2 separate regions of the Homo sapiens genome follow, and region 1 is linked to region 2. A link is an interaction called in ENCODE POLR2A ChIA-PET data of the cell type or tissue named here. Cell type or tissue: GM12878. All regions are shown on one strand. Each heading gives the region's core, and the rest is flanking DNA. Links, peaks and the distances in the headings are about the cores only. Region 1 overlaps SPTLC2 (serine palmitoyltransferase long chain base subunit 2). Region 2 overlaps TMED8 (transmembrane p24 trafficking protein family member 8).

The links. Peaks named below come from ENCODE experiments on the same cell type or tissue, not always from the same donor. Only the 100,000 strongest peaks of a DNase experiment are listed, where the experiment ranks them.
Region 1: POLR2A ChIA-PET joins it to region 2 with 10 read pairs; 2 of 35 experiments call an interaction of 5 or more read pairs at or near these places.

Annotation. Positions count from the first base shown.
Region 1 is chr14:77,576,729-77,584,585 of GRCh38, reverse strand. It overlaps SPTLC2 (serine palmitoyltransferase long chain base subunit 2), which reads left to right. Exons shown (of 12, transcript NM_004863.4): 3 at 5,477-5,631; 4 at 7,671-7,819. Among named protein-coding and RNA genes, the nearest start is that of SPTLC2, 36 kb to the left of the region's middle. RefSeq lists a silencer at 534-734. In GM12878, for the core only: no CTCF peak of the experiment used is centred there; a DNase peak (open chromatin) is centred at 3,465; H3K27ac peaks cover 537 bases.
Region 2 is chr14:77,367,730-77,375,586 of GRCh38, reverse strand. The region is part of intron 1 of TMED8 (transmembrane p24 trafficking protein family member 8); the gene reads left to right. Among named protein-coding and RNA genes, the nearest start is that of TMED8, 5.4 kb to the left of the region's middle. RefSeq lists a silencer at 3,081-3,130. In GM12878, for the core only: no CTCF peak of the experiment used is centred there; a DNase peak (open chromatin) is centred at 3,126; H3K4me3 peaks cover 1,235 bases; H3K27ac peaks cover 1,778 bases.

The sequences.
Region 1 (7,857 bases), core at 2,302-4,801, 210 kb before region 2:
CTGGCTCTGCCTCTGGCTGCTTTCCTAAGTGGGAAAGCCATTTAGCCTTTCTGAAAGTGTAAGAAATATCTTCCTTAAGAGTGTGCAGAGTATGTATATTTACATACTTACATATATAAGTATATAAATATGTGTGCATGTAAAGCACTTGGCAAGTGCCTGGTATGTCATAAATACTCAGTAGATGGGCACTCTTGCTGCTGTTGTGATTATTCATCATCTTTATCATCATCATGTAAACATATTTGACTATCTGTGTTGGACCAGAATGATGCTTAACAAAGGGACAGTTGTTAGAAAGTGGACTTCAAAAAGTGATAGCATCCAGCTTTGCCCCCTGTGTTCTTAATGCCTGTATAGGTGCTACAATAGGTGGTACTTATGTATATTATATTAAACAATATGGGATATTTTCTAGAAGGCTTACCTTAAATAGGCTTAACCAGTAAAGGATATTTATTGGCTTCTTATTGAGATGTCCCTAGACTACTTTTGATAAGGTCTTCATTGATCTCTAAGCAGCAAATCCAAGAGTTTGAGTTGTTCTCTTGAGTTGAGAAGGCTCTTAAGTGAGGAGTATTTCAAGCCCAGTGATCCAGCATTTAGTCGCGAGTAGGTATTGTTTTCCCTCTCCTTACATGTGCTAGGATATGGGATTTGTGAGGATCTTCAGGAAGAATGTTTATGAGTATATCCTTAAGGCTGCTTGGACTTGACTTTACCATTGTCACTCCCTTATCAGTTAGGTATTCGCTCCTTCTCTGGACAAACACTCTTTTATAGTACTTATTATATTGTATTTATTTGTGTGTTTCTCCACTACACTAAGAGTTCTTAGGGAGTGTAGAGGTTGTTCTTACTCATTTTTATTCCCAGTGCCCAGTTTAGTGCCTGGAAGGTACTGCTCAGTAAATGTTCAATAACTGAGTATTAGGTCAATGATGATGAGTATTACATAAGCCTTAACTAAAGTCACTTCACAGTGACCAAACTGAGGAGGAGGAAGAGAGTGGTGGAGATGGGGGAATGAGGGTCGGAATAGTGGGGCTATCACTCTTTGCGGAGAGAACTGTCTTGTTCTTTAACGTATCCTGAAAGTCTGGCATACAACCCAGTATGTATCGAGTACTCACTAAGATATATTTGAATGAATGAATGAAAAGATTACCCCCCTAGTTTAACTGTGGTCTTAGAGTGTTTAAAGTTAACCTGATATTTTTGGAAATACACTCCCATTGCCTAGAACTGGAACTGCAAGTAGTGACCCCTCCCCTCCTTTTTTTCATGGCTAAGCTGCAGGGAGTTTGGTTTGCTGCCCTTCTCATCTTTTTTAAAATTATTATTTTTATTTATTTATTTATTTATTTATTTATTTATTTATTTATTGAGACAGCTTTTCACTCTATTGCCCAGGCTAAAGTGCAGTGGTCCGATCTTGGCTCACTACAGCCCCAACCTTCTGAGCTCAAGTGATCTGTCCACCTCAGCCTCCCACGTTGCTGGGACTGCAGGCACATGCCACCACACCTGGCTAATTTTTGTATTTTTTGTAGTGACAGAGTTTCACTACATTGCCCAGGCTGGTCTCAAACTCCTGGGCTCAAGCGATCCACCCGCCTTGAGCCCAAAGTGCTGGGATTACGGCGTGAGCCACTGCGCCCAGCCATGCCTATCAAATCTTTCTGCTGAACCTACTGACTGAGATCAGAGCTACTACCCTGGAGCTTAGCTAAGGAGTAAAGGGGAGCTGAGATTTCGGCCGTAAGTCCCTCTCTCCTACCATTCTATGCCACCCGCTTTTGGTCCCTAACATCCCTGGTTGTGACAGCTTCTCCTCCTTTACCCTGTGCTACTGTGACTTAATCACTTGTTAAGGAGAGATGGAAATGCCTGACCATGGCAGGCACAATTCTTTGTTCAGGAAATTGGAACCCATTGCTTCCTTCCTAATCCCAGACAGCTGTGCCTCTGGTTTTCTTTGTTTAGCCCAAGGCTGAGGGGTGAAGCTCTACTTCATTCTGGCCTGCAGTCTTTTTTCTATCTTGGGGTTTGATAATCCCTCTGGTATTTGGAGCAGACTCTAAGGTTTTTCTGTTTTATATAGTAAAACAAAAAATATTGCTTTTGTTGCTAATAAAAATTTGTCTGTAAGGAAATATTTCTCTTAATATTGGAGTTAATACTTTGAACATTAATGTGCAGTGTTTAGAAAGATTATAAAGAAATGAGATTGGCCGGGCGCCATAGCTCATGCCTGTAATCTCAGCACTTTGGGAGGCTGAGGCAGGCAGATCCTTTGAGGTCAGGAGTTCAAGACCAGCCTGACCAACATGGTGAAACACTGTCTCTGCTAAAAAATACAAAAATTAGCCAGGTGTGGTGGCGGGCACTTGTAATCTCAGCTACTTGGGAGGCTGAGACAGGAGAATCACTTGAACCTAGGAGGCGGAGGTTGCAGTGAGCCGAGATCACACCATTGCACTCCAGCCTGGGTGACAGAGTGAGACTCTGTCTCAAAAAAAAATTTTTTTTTTTAATTAAAAAAAAGAAATGAGATAATCAGTACTGTCATTTCCTTCATTAGAAGCGTTAGTACTGTTACCCTTTTTTACATGAATGAAAAGGATTGAAGACTACTTTTTGTTTTTTCCTTTGGGAAATAAATGCATGGATAATAACAGCCAAATAAAAAGTTTTAATTAGAATTGGATATCTCTATTCCTATTTTCATTCAACCAGTATACTTGTTGGAAGGCTATCAAAATGGACATGCCATTTAAATGAAAAATTTCCAATTGTGATAGACATGTTATTTATGAATATTTTCTGTCCTGAGGAAAATTAACTATTAGAACCAGTTGTAAAAGAGATGGTGGCTGGGCATGGTGGCTCACACCTTTAATCCCAGCACTTTGGGAGGCCGAGGTGGGTGGATCGCCTGAGGTCAGGAGTTTGAGAGCAACCTGGCCAACATAGTGAAACCCCGTCTTTAATAAAAATACAAAAAATTAGCTGGGCATGGTGGCAGAGTCCTGTAATCCCAGCTACTTGGGAGGCTGAGGCAGGAGAGTCGCTTGAACCTGGGAGGCAGAGGTTGCAGTGAGGCGAGATCACACCATTACACTCCAGCCTGGGCAACAAGAGTGAAACTCTGCCTCAAAAAAAAAAAAAAAAAAAAAAGAGAGATGGTATCAGGTACTGCAAATTCTTAGAGTAGCTTCTGACTTTGCTCAGCCTTATTTATAAGATTTATCTACTGGGAGGCTCATTCAATAGGCACTTGAGAGTCCGGTGTCATAGAAAGTTGTTAATTTTAGAGTTGTATGCAGCCTTCTTTAGCAATGAAAATCTTTTACAGAATAAGGCTTAAGCTTTTTCAATGTTTTTGACTGATTTAGTTAACAGCTTAATTTATATTGGCACCAAGCCCAGATCTAATGGTTATAAACTCAGTAGTTGGCTGATACAGTAAAAACTGTAGTTTCGTTTTCTTGTTGTTTGGTTTACCCTTTACATTCAAGAGTTTAAGTAGATCTCATATGGTCTGGTCACATGTGTTCTGAGTAGTGGTCATACCACACCAGGCATAGCATTTCTGCTCCGCTGTGACTTGATTTTTTACAGACTTAAGTTTTAGTACAACTTAATCTCTCAGAGGAAGGGTTAAGTTCCTGAGCATAGGAATTCATTTTGGGAATGTATTTTCTTTTCTTTCTTTTTAAAAATTTATTTGTAGAGACAGAGTCCCACTATGTTGCCCAGGCTGGTCTTGAACTCCTGGGCTCAAGTGATCTTCCCGCCTTAGCCTCCCAAGTGTTGGGACTACAGGCATGAACCACTGTGTCCTGCCTTCTTTTCTTTTTGAGACAGGTTCTCGCTCTGTTGCACAGACTGGAGTGCAGTGGTGTAGTCATAGCTTACTGTCACTTCAGATTCCTGGCCACAAGCGATCCTTCCACCTTAGCTTCCCGAAGTGTTGGGGTTACAGGCATGAACCATTGTACCTGGCCTCTTTTTTTTTTTTTTTTTTTCTTTTTTAAAAAATTCCTTTCTAAAGGGAAAAGAACCTAAGGTGGGTGGCTTCCTATAACCATTTTTTTTTTTTTTTGATATGGAGTCTCATTCTGTTGCCCAGGCTGGAGTGCAGTGACCACGGCCCACTGCAACCTCTGCCTCCCAGGTTCAAGCGATTCTGCTGCCTCAAGCCTCCCGAGTAGCTGGAATTACAGGCACCCGCCACCATGCCCAGCTAATTTTTGTATTTTTAGTGGCGATGGGTTTCGCCATGTTGGCCAGGCTGGTCTTGAACTCCTGAGACTTCAAGTGATCTTCCCACCCACCCACCTCGGCCTCCCAAAGTGCTGGGATTACAGGTGTGAGCTACCACACCCGGCCCCTATATCCTATTTTATAGTGTTTCTTGTTTATTATTTTCTCTTTGGATTTGTTTCATTTTGATCCTTGAAAATATGCAAAGGATGGAATCTTAATTTTGGAATTGTTTTTCTTGGTTGAAATTGGAATTATGTGGTTTTTATGGCATTTCCCCTAATCTATTAATGTGGGAGGAGGCTTGTGGGGAGGGAAGAGCCGTCTTTTTGAGATTATTAGGGAGGGAAACCATTTAATGACAGAATTGTATGACTACATTTTATTTTTATGAGGACTACTTTGTTAATTTACATTCTTGTGCTCTACATTCATGAAGTCAGTTATTTGAAACCATGTAATATATGTCAACTATTAAAGTTAAGTGACTTTTATCTGATAAGAGTTGTGTTAAAATAATCATAGAGAATTGATGCCTTTCCAGATGTTTTCCTGATACATCAGGGTTTTTTTTGTTGTTGTTTTTGCTGTTATCCAGCTTGGAGTACAGTGGTGCCATCATAGCTCACTGCAGCCCCAATCTACTGGGCACAAGGGATCTCCCTGCCTCAGCCTCCCGAGTAGCTGGGACTACAGGTGCACTGCACCTGGCTAATTTTTAAAATGTTTTTGTTGAGACAGAGTCTCGCTATGTTGCCCAGGCTTGTCCCGAACTCCTGAGCTCAAGCAGTCCTCCTGCATTGGCTTTCTAAAGTCCTGGGATTACAGACGTGAGCCACCAAGCCTGTCCTGATTTAGCAGTTAATTAAATATAAGTGGCCTCTCATTCTCAGGTGCTCTTACAGTATGAAAATGGAAGTTGTAAAGTTTGTTTTTAAAGTAACTCAGTGGAATGATAGACAGTGGAGACTTGGAAGGGTGAGGGAGTGAGGGTGGATGATGAGAAATTACTTAATGGGTACCATGTGTGTTATTTGAATGACTGATACCGTAAAATCCCTGACTTGTCCATTACACAATCTTGCACGTAATGAAATTGCCCTTATACCCCATAAATTTACATAAATAAAAGATCATGTCATCTGTTAAAAAATTTTTTAATAAAGTAACTCAGTTAAATTTATGGTATGTCACCATTTCTTGGCAGGACTTTGTGTCATTGTATCAAGATTTTGAAAACTTTTATACAAGGAATCTGTACATGAGGATAAGAGACAACTGGAATCGGCCAATCTGTAGTGTGCCTGGAGCCAGGGTGGACATCATGGAGAGACAGTCTCATGATTATAACTGGTCCTTCAAGTGAGTCTTGGTTGGGAAATTATTTGACAACAATTACAAAAGGGTTTCTTCATTTGAGAAAATATGTTATTATAAATTGAGTATTCTCTCAAAATAGGAGTAGCAGCTGAGGATACAATATGATTGGTTTCCTTACATATTCTTCATTGTTGAGCTTTTTAAGATATATCTTTCTATTACATTTGATACTGTGTTGGATTATAGTTCAGAAGAAAATTTGGCTTATTTATTTTTTGAGATGGAGTTTCGCTCTGTCACCCAGGCTGGAGTGCAGTGGCGTGATCTCAGCTCACTGCAACCTCCGCCTCCCAGGTTCAAGCAATTCTCATGCCTCAGCCTCCCGAGTAGCTGGGACTACAGGCATGCACCGCCACACCCAGCTAATTTTTGTATTTGTTTTAGTAGAGATGGGGTTTCACCATGTTGGCCAGGCTGGTCTCGAATGCCTGACCTCAAGTGATCTGTCCCCCTCAGCCTCCCAAAGTGCTGGGATTACAGGCATGAGTCACCGCGCCCAGCCTGGCTTCTTTATTTTTAAAAATAACTCCTATTGATAAGAAACAGTATACAAAAGTTTAGTCTGTTTTATTTTTGGTCTTGACTTTAAAAAAAAAAAAAAAGAAAAGCTATCCTTTCCATTATGCCACTTATCAGAATCAAGTATCCAAATTTATTTCTGGATATTTTGATTTCTCAAATGATTTAAGGATGATATGTAGAGTGTTTTTACTTACATGGATTGAATAGTTTGGAAAACTTTTTGTATTTTTAACATTGTATTTGTTTGTTTGTTTACTTATTCATTTATTTGAGTCAGAGTCTCGCTTTGTTGCCCAGGCTGGAGTGCAGTGTCACAATCTTAGCCCACTGCAACCTCCACCTCCCAAGTTCAAGTGATTCTCCCACCTTAGCCTCTCTGGTAGCTGGGACTACAGAGATGCACCACCATGCTCAGCTACTTTTTGTATTTTTAGTAGAGATGAGGTTTCACCATGTTGGCCAGGCTGGTCTCGAACTCCTGGCCTCAAGTGATCTGCCCACCTTGGCCTCCCAAAGTGTCAGAGTCTTGCTCTGTCACCCAGGCTGGAGTGCAGTGGCACCATCTTGGCTTACTGCAAGCTCTGCCTCCTGGGTTCACGCCATTCTCCTGCCTCAGCCTCCCGAGTAGCTGGGACTACAGGCTCCTGCCACCACACCCGGCTAATTTTTTGTGTTTTTTAGTAGAGACAGGGTTTCACTGTGTTAGTCAGGATGGTCTCAATCTCCTGACCTTGTGATCCACCCACCGCGGCCTCCCAAAGTGCTGGGATTACAGGCGTGAGCCACCGTGCCCGGCCTACAGCTTGCCTTCTTAGCTTGGTCAAATATCAGTGACACCCCTTCTCATGTGTATATTCACAGCAAGTTTATTATTTGTAGTGACTACATTGTATTTTACAGTATACATGTGCCATGGTGTGACATGTTGGGCTGTGTTAATAATCTCAAAATCTCAGGGAATTAAAACAGTAACAGTTTATCCTTATCGATACTTCATGTTCATCCTAGGTTGGTGGGGCCCTTGAACCATTTTGTCCTTAGTTAGGGGCCCAGGCTGCCTCAGCTTCCATTGTATGAAATGTCACTGGTCTCTGTATCTGAAGAACAGATGTGGCAAATTGTGCAGTGGCTCTCAAAGGATCCTCATGTGTATATATTCTCATGTGCGGGAGTTACTGAGTATGTATATCTTTTAATGGATAAGTACTGCCAAACTGCCCTCCAAAAAACAAACCTGATATTCTTATGTACAGTGTCCTGTAAGATAAGGTGATTGTCCTGGCCAACACTGGATATCATTAGTTTTAAAATCTTTATCACTATTAATAAATGAAAATTGATTATTTTAACTTCTATTTCCATAATTGGTAGTGTGTTTGAGATTTTTTTAATATAGACTTTGTTCTCTCTGCTTCCTTTTGTGTCACCAGTTCATTTAATATTACATGTAAGTACTTTTTTGCTCATGAGTTTCATTGTTTTATGCTATTGATGCACAGGTATACAGGGAATATAATAAAGGGTGTTATAAACATGGGTTCCTACAACTATCTTGGATTTGCACGGAATACTGGATCATGTCAAGAAGCAGCCGCCAAAGTCCTTGAGGAGTATGGAGCTGGAGTGTGCAGTACTCGGCAGGAAATTGGTAAGTGAAAGCTGTATTTGGCCAGCTGCTGTTTTTGA
Region 2 (7,857 bases), core at 2,147-4,646:
TTTTTCTTACGAACTCTGCTTTGTATTAAATTAAAAATCGTTGGCATATATTTAACATAGCAGTAGAAATTCTAAGCATAATGTCTAAAAGACTAAGCAAGTAAACACAGAAAGGTAAGTCTTATAACACTTGTCCCTTGCATGCGCCAGTATTTACAAATTAAGCATGTTTTTACTTCCCCTTTAGGTTCTCATGTGTTTATGGCAAACGTACCCACGCGTTTTAGATAGATGAGTGTGTTTTTTTTTCCCCCTGACATCTAATTCATTCCTGCATTCACTTCCTCCCAGGACATTGGTAGAGATGCTTACTTTCCTTCCTCTTACCCTCAGAATGCAGGGTGATAATTTTTTTTTTTAATGTCATGTAGGGGTTTATTATAGTAGCCCAGAGCAAGCTCTTCCTCTTGAGGTAGGATTTGTTGCTAATAAAATAATAGTAATGATAACCTACAGATATTGAATGCTTATTCTGTGCCAGAGGTGGAAAAAAATTTATATTTTCTGATTTAGTCATGTCAACAATCATTTTCTTCCCATTTTACAGAGGAACAAACTACAGCTGAGAAAGGTTAACTTACCTGTTCAAGTTAGCGCAAGTTTTTACTGTCTGGATGAAATTGTCATCTTGTTATGATGAAGTCTATAATTGTTTGTTTTTATTGGCCATGAATCAAGTATTGGTACTCGCAGACAGGTTATGGTCTCTGTCCTCAAGGTGTTTTCAGTTTGATGAGATGAGAGATCCATTTCAGGGAGAAACAATTAACAATTCAAAACATTATATAATTGGGCGTCTTTTATTACAATTCTTTATCTACTAAGAAACCTGCTTGGAGTTAGGAACGGAATCTCTCTTGCTTGTTTATTTATCTAGAGCCCTTGATGTTGTGTTTTAGAGGTTTCGCAAATATTTGCTGAGTTTGATGGTGAGAGAAAGTCTGAATGCAGAGATCTGGATGAGCATCTAATGAATGTGAAGAATTAGGGTTGAGATAACCAAGAATGTTCCTTGGGTTAGAGCAATGGTTTTCAACCAGGTACGATTTTGTATCCCCAGGGCATGGCAATGTTTGGAAACATTTTTGCTCGTCACAACTGGTGGCAGCTATTGCTGACATCTAGTGAGGATAGGCTAGGGATGTTTGCTAAACATCCTGCAAGGCACAGGGCAATCCCCATAACAAGGAGGTATCTGGCTCCAGATGTCAGTGGTGCTGCTTTTGGGAACGCTGTGTTAGAGTTAAGCTGGGCTTCCAAAGCAGTGTGGAAATACTATATTTGGCCTGGACCAGAGGCTTGGGCGTAAACCCCAAAAAACTGCTTTAAACTTGGAATTCGTTTGATTGGATCCTTCTGCCATCTTCCTCTAGAAAATGATACAATGAGTAAGCAATAGAGCTCTAAGAAAGAATGAAATTTAATGAGATTTCTCTCACCCTTTCAGAGAGAAAACAGCAGTAAGAAATGGAATTGGATATTCAGGTGTTCTGTTAGTCCATTTGGAATACCTGAGACTGAGTAATTTATAAGAAAAGAGTTTTAATTGGCTCATGGTATTGCAGGGTGTACAGGAAGTGTGGTGTTGGTATCTGTTTCTGGTGAGGGCCTCAAGAAGCTTAGAATCATACTGAAAGGGGGAGCAGGTATGTCACATGGCGAGAGTTGGGAGTGAGAGAGAGAGAGACGGGAGGAGGTCCCAGACTCTTTTAAACAACCATATCTCAGGTGAACTAACTGAGTGAGAACTCACTTATCATCAAGAGGATGATGCCAAATCATTCATGAGGGATTCATCTCCACGATCCAGTCACCTCCCACCAGACCTCACCTCTAACATTGGAAATCACATTTCAGCGTGAGATTTGGAGGGAACAAACATCCAAGCCATATCAGGTATTGTTGAGTTAAGGGTTTTGGTTTTTTGGTGTATCTTATTCCTTCAAAGCAGGAATGTGTCATTATCCAGAATAACCATAACTTGTTTTTTAAAAGTGTTCTCTGCAGAGAATACCTATTGAGTGTCTTCATGTTTGTTAGCTGAGGTTTTGGTGAAAAGGAAGGAAAGGATTTATGTTCTTATGAACTAAGCTCTCCAGTGGTCATGGTGTTCTTATTGTTTTATGCATTGTAATTGTTTTTAATAGTCTTTTATTTGAGGCACCTGGGTTCTTCAGTTCCCCAGAGGAGAGATAAATCATTCTTTAATTATGAAACTATCTGAGGCATACTTGTTGCATCACTTAAAGGCAGGTTTTTTTGTTTTTGTTTTTGTTTTTTTTTTAAGTTTAAAGGAAAATAAAACTCTATTGTGATCCTGAAGTCAGCAGTAGAACTTAGTTTGGTGTGTATGTCCCCCAGAGCTATCAATACATTTAGATGTTGAGGATGGAAACAGGTCAGGTAAACTTGTTCATGGTTCTAAGGTAGAAGTTAGAATATTACAATAAGTCTTTTTGCAGTGATGAAAATATTTCATATCTGTCCCAGCTACTCAGGAGGCTGAGGCAGGAGAATCACTTGAACCCAGGAGGCAGAGGTTGCAGTGAGCCGAGATTGCACCACTGCACTCCAGCCTGGGCGACAGAGGGAGACGCTGTCTCAAAAAAAAAAAAAAAAAAAAAAAAAAAAAAATATATATATATATATATATATATATATATATATATATATATATATAATATCTGTGGCTATTTCAATGTGCATGAATTAAAATTCAAAATTTGGTGGCTACCATGTTGAATGGTAAGAATAATAGGGAGTCAATGACAAACAGCCTTGATGTTTTTTAGTTTTCTATTGTGGTTTTATGTCAAAATGTTAACATTTTGTCTGCCTGTGGCTTTCTTTTTCTTACAGTGGTTGTGTTTTTAGTGTCCAGATAGTCGATTAGTCAGATAGTTGATTATTCATGTCGTGATTCAGTCTAAACAGTATAACCAAAGGTGCACAATCTGAGTGACCTCTCAGGAGCATGTCCCACTCAAGGGCTGAAGAGAAATTGGATCACATGGTCACTAGATTTGGTTGGAACATAAACTCACTTAATTTGTTTTCGTTTAAGCCTCTTGAGTCTGTAACCACATAGCCTGCTTTTAGTTCTTCTGCACTGGAATCTAAAATGACAGGCTAATTATCTCTTTGCAGCCTGTTTACTGAGGGGGAAATCCTCTGAGGCCTGTTCTAAAGAACCCTGACCTGATATTCAAATGCTTTTGAAAAAAACCTGCTTTTTGGTTCTCCTTGTAGGGAAAGTACGAAGTACACAGTAAGTTTGAATCCCTAGCATGATCAGAATGTCTGAAACCAGACCCTTTGGTAATGTAGAAAGAAAATGCACATTTAAAAAGTTGTCAAATATAAAATAAGTTATTTTAAGGAAGTTCCTTTTTTCTCTCTCACCTTTGCTTTAGTGGCCATCAATGATAAATTAAGTTATTGTTAAGCTTCCATTTTTCCTCCTCCGTTCATTGTTTCCGAGATTTCGGCCACTGAGGAACCATGGTAATGACTTTGCCACACTGGAGAATACCGTTACAGTATTAGTTATTTACTATTTTTTCTTGACATTGACATTTAATTGACATTTTGATTGACACTTAAAAGTTTCATTCTAAATAATACCTACGATATTACTAGTTTGATATATCCATTTTTCTTAATATATACTAGAATACATATTTTTAAAAATAAAAAACATTTCCCCACATACCATCTAAATTTGCAAAGTCTGGCCTGATTTCTCTGATCTCTTCTAGGAATACTTTCAGAATTGGCTTATATTTGGCTAATATAATAAAAGCTATACTATAGGAAAATTGGCTTTTTCTTCTGCATAGTGGCTTAAATTTCACTGAAGAACTTCAGGAAACCTAAAAGGCTGTGCTCATAATTCTCTCTCACTGAAACAGCGCTGCATCTCCCACACTTTATACTTCTGGAAATAAAGTTATGTTTTTCTTTCTCCTTTTCTTACTTCCTGCCTCTCTGAATCCAATTATAAGTTGTTTTACCAGTAGTTCTTATGTAATTTAGGGCATTCTTTAAAATTAAAAATAATTTAGGGCATTCCTTTAAAGTTAAAAATCAAAAGCTCAACTCCTTATGGGATGGAAAGAAAAAAAATCAAAAGCATATTTTTTTCCAGTATACATTAAGTTGTTAAAATGCTATGAGAAGTGGTGCTTACCATGTGAAAAATGCTCAACCTAAATCATAATAAGGGAATTGGAAATCCTAACTACACTTGGTAGTTTGCTAACTCACTTTGTTGGTCGGTGTGCAGAAGCAGACACTCTCATGCTTTGCTAATGAGATTGTAAATTGGTACAGATTCTGTGGAGGGCAACTTGTCAATATCCATCAGAATTACAATATATGCCCCTTTGACTCATTCTTTCCAGGAATTATAGATTTATTTATTCTCCTGTTTAATGACATAGATACAAGGTTATTATGGCATTGTTTGTAATGGTAATACATTATGGAATATTCACCCAATGAAATACTAATCAGCTGTAGAAAAGAATGAAGAAGCTTTTCATGTGCAGTTATGGAAAGGTCTTTGAGATATAAGTGGAAAGAACAAAGTACACAGTAGTATGTCCAGCATGCTCCCCCCGACCTTTTTTTTTTTCTGAGACAGAGTCTCGCACTGTTGCCCAGGCTGGAGTGCAATGGCGTGATCTTAGCTCACTGCAACCTCCGCCTCCCGGGTTCAAGCGATTCTCCTGCATCAGCCTCTCAAGTAGCTGGGATTACAGGCACGCACCACCACGCCTAAGCATGCCCATTTTTTGTGTAAAAAAGTGAAAAAGTATACACACACACACACACACACACACTTTTTTTTATATGCATAAAACATCTTTGGAAGACTACACAAAACCAAATAACATTGATTGCTTTTGGAGGTAGGGACTGACATGGGAGGAAATTTTTCACTGTATACTTATATGCTTTTTGAATTTTGAATAATGTGGATAAATTATTCAGAAATAGTTAATAAAAATAGTCTTTAAAATATATAAATATATGTGTACATAGATAGACACACACACAAACTTGGCATGAGACTTCACTATGTCTATATCCTAAATAAGAGCCTTTCTATAGGTCTGTATTCTGTTTCTGCTCATCAGGAACTGACATTTTCTAGACCTTTTTCTCTCAGTGAATTTTTTTATAAAAGGTTATAAGTCTCCTTAGAGATTAATTTTGTTATTCTTTAAATCCACTACTGTCTTTCATTATTTTTGTGCTAGTTTCATTTCTGTCTAAAAATTTAACCTTTTTGAAGTCTTCATTACGATCCAAAGGACAGGATAAGCCAAAGGGGGATAGACATAGTAGATAAACTGATATTATTAATCAATGACAGAGAGAGGGCAGAATTTTTTTTTTTTTTTTTTTTTTGAAACGGAGTCTCGCTCTGTCGCCTTGACTGGAGTGCAGTGGTGTGATCTCGGCTCACTGCAACCTCCGCCTTCTGGGTTCAAGCGATTCTCCTGCCTCAGCCTCCCGAGTAGCTGGGATTACAGGCATGTGCCACCACGCCCGGCTAATTTTTGTATTTTTAGTAGAGATGGGGTTTCACCATGCTGGCCAGGTTGGTCTCGAACTCCTGACCTTGTGATCTGCCCGCCTCGGCCCTCCCGCCTCCGCCTCCCTTACAGGCATGAGCCACCGTGCCTGGCAGAGGGCAGAACTATTTTTGTTTCTATTTTATTCACTAAGGTATATTCAGATTGATATGGGTAAATAGGCAATATGGATTTCTGTTTTCAGTAATAGCAGACTAGGTAATTATCTCTCATCAGGGACAATTAGAAAATATGGGTGAAATATAAACATCTGCTGGAAGATACTGGAGAGATAGAAAGATCATGAAGAATTACCTAGCTGTGATCCATGTGAGAGCTATAGAGATCCAAGGACAAGAGTCTATTTTGGGGCTCTTTTGTCTCCTGAGGGTACATGCTGGATTCCTGAGTGGGGAAGCTGAGTGACAAGGTCATGAAAAGTGCCTCTTTGAACTAAAGTAACAGGAAATGGATTAGTGTTCAGGACCCGTCAAGGGGGAGCCTGGTGAACTCCATTTCCTTTGGGTTAGGGCCATGAAAGGCCATGCCCTAAAAGTAGGTCATTGCAGGGAGTGCAACTCAGCTTCAGAAACAGCTAAGTTCATGAATTGGGATTTTTGGGTGGCTTTGACAAGCTGGTTCTAAAATACATATAGAAATAGAAGGCCACAAATAGCAAAGACACTCTTGAATAAGACAACAGGGAAAGATTTGTTCCATCCAACATCAAGACTTATTTTAAAGTTTTTAAAGAGTAGTCAGGCTCTAGGAATAGAATCAAAAGCTTAGAAACATGTTTATACGGACACTTGCTTTGCAACAAAGATTGTTAACATAGAGCAGTGGGTAAGGTAAGGTAAATGTTTCTGGGACAATTGAATATTCTAAGAGAAAGGAAAGTAAAGAAACGTAATCTTTACCTCACACATCATACACAAAAAATCAACTCGGTAGATTATAGAACAGTATGTGAAAGGTAGTACATAAGCACCTACCTATAGGATATGGGAGAATATTTTCGGATCTCAATATAGTGAAAGACATCTTAGACAGGACATACAAAGACTAAGGAAGGCAAATTTGATAAATTTTGAGTACACAAAAGTACTTTGGTTCATCAAAGGCCACCATTAAATGGGAAAAGTCATGTCACAGAGTGGAAGCAGGTAATTATAATACATATACCTGACAAAAGGTTTGTATCTAAAACTCCTATAAATAATAAAAAGGGACTGGGCTTGGTGGCTCATGCCTGTAATCCCAGCACTTTGGGAGGCCAAGGTGGGCGGATCATGAGGTCAGGAGTTCGAGAACAGCCTGGCCAATATGGTGAAACCCTGTCTCTACTAAAATACAAAAATTAGCTGGGTGTGGTGGCACGTGCCTGTAGTCCCAGCTACTAGGGAGGCTGAGGCCGAAGAATCTCTTGAACCCAGGAGGCGGAGGTTGCAGTGAGCCGAGACCATGCCACTGCACTCCAACTTGGGTGACAGAGTGAGACTCCGTCTCAAAAATAAATAAATAAATAAATAAATAATAAAAAGGACAATCCAGTAATAAAATTGGCAAGAGACTTGGAGAGGCACTTCACAAAAGAAGATTTTTAAATGGCCAAGAAATACGAGTCATTGGTGAAATACAAACTAAATTAGCATACATCTACCAGAATGGCCCCCCAAAAAAATTTTAACATGACCAAGTGTCAGAGAAGGTCCAGAGTAATGAAATGATGCTACAATGCTGGTAGCATTATATTTGGTACAACCCCTTTAGAAAATAGTTCGGCATTATCTACTGAAATTTAACATTCAAATTTCTATGACTTAACCGTTTCCATTCTGACATTTATATCCAACATAAATGTATGCACTGTAGCCAAGACACAAGAATATTCATAGCAGCATTATTCATAATAGCCCCAAACTGGAGTTAACCTAAGTATCATCAACAATAGATAGATAGCTCATGGTGGATTCATGGAATAACGTACAGCAATGACAGTGAACAAACTGGCTGGGTGCGGTGGCCCATGCCTGTAATCCCAGTACTCTGGGAGGCTGAGGAAGGCGGATCACCTGAGCTCAGGATTTTGAGACCAACCTGGCCAACATGGTGAAACCCCGTCTCTACTAAAAATACAAAAATTAGTTGGGCGTGGTGGTGGGCGCCTGTAGTCCCAGCTGCTCAGGAGGCTGAGGCAGGAGAATCGCTTGAAGCGAGGAGGTGGAGGTTGCAGTGAGCCGAGATTGCACCATTGCACTCCAGCCTGGGCAAC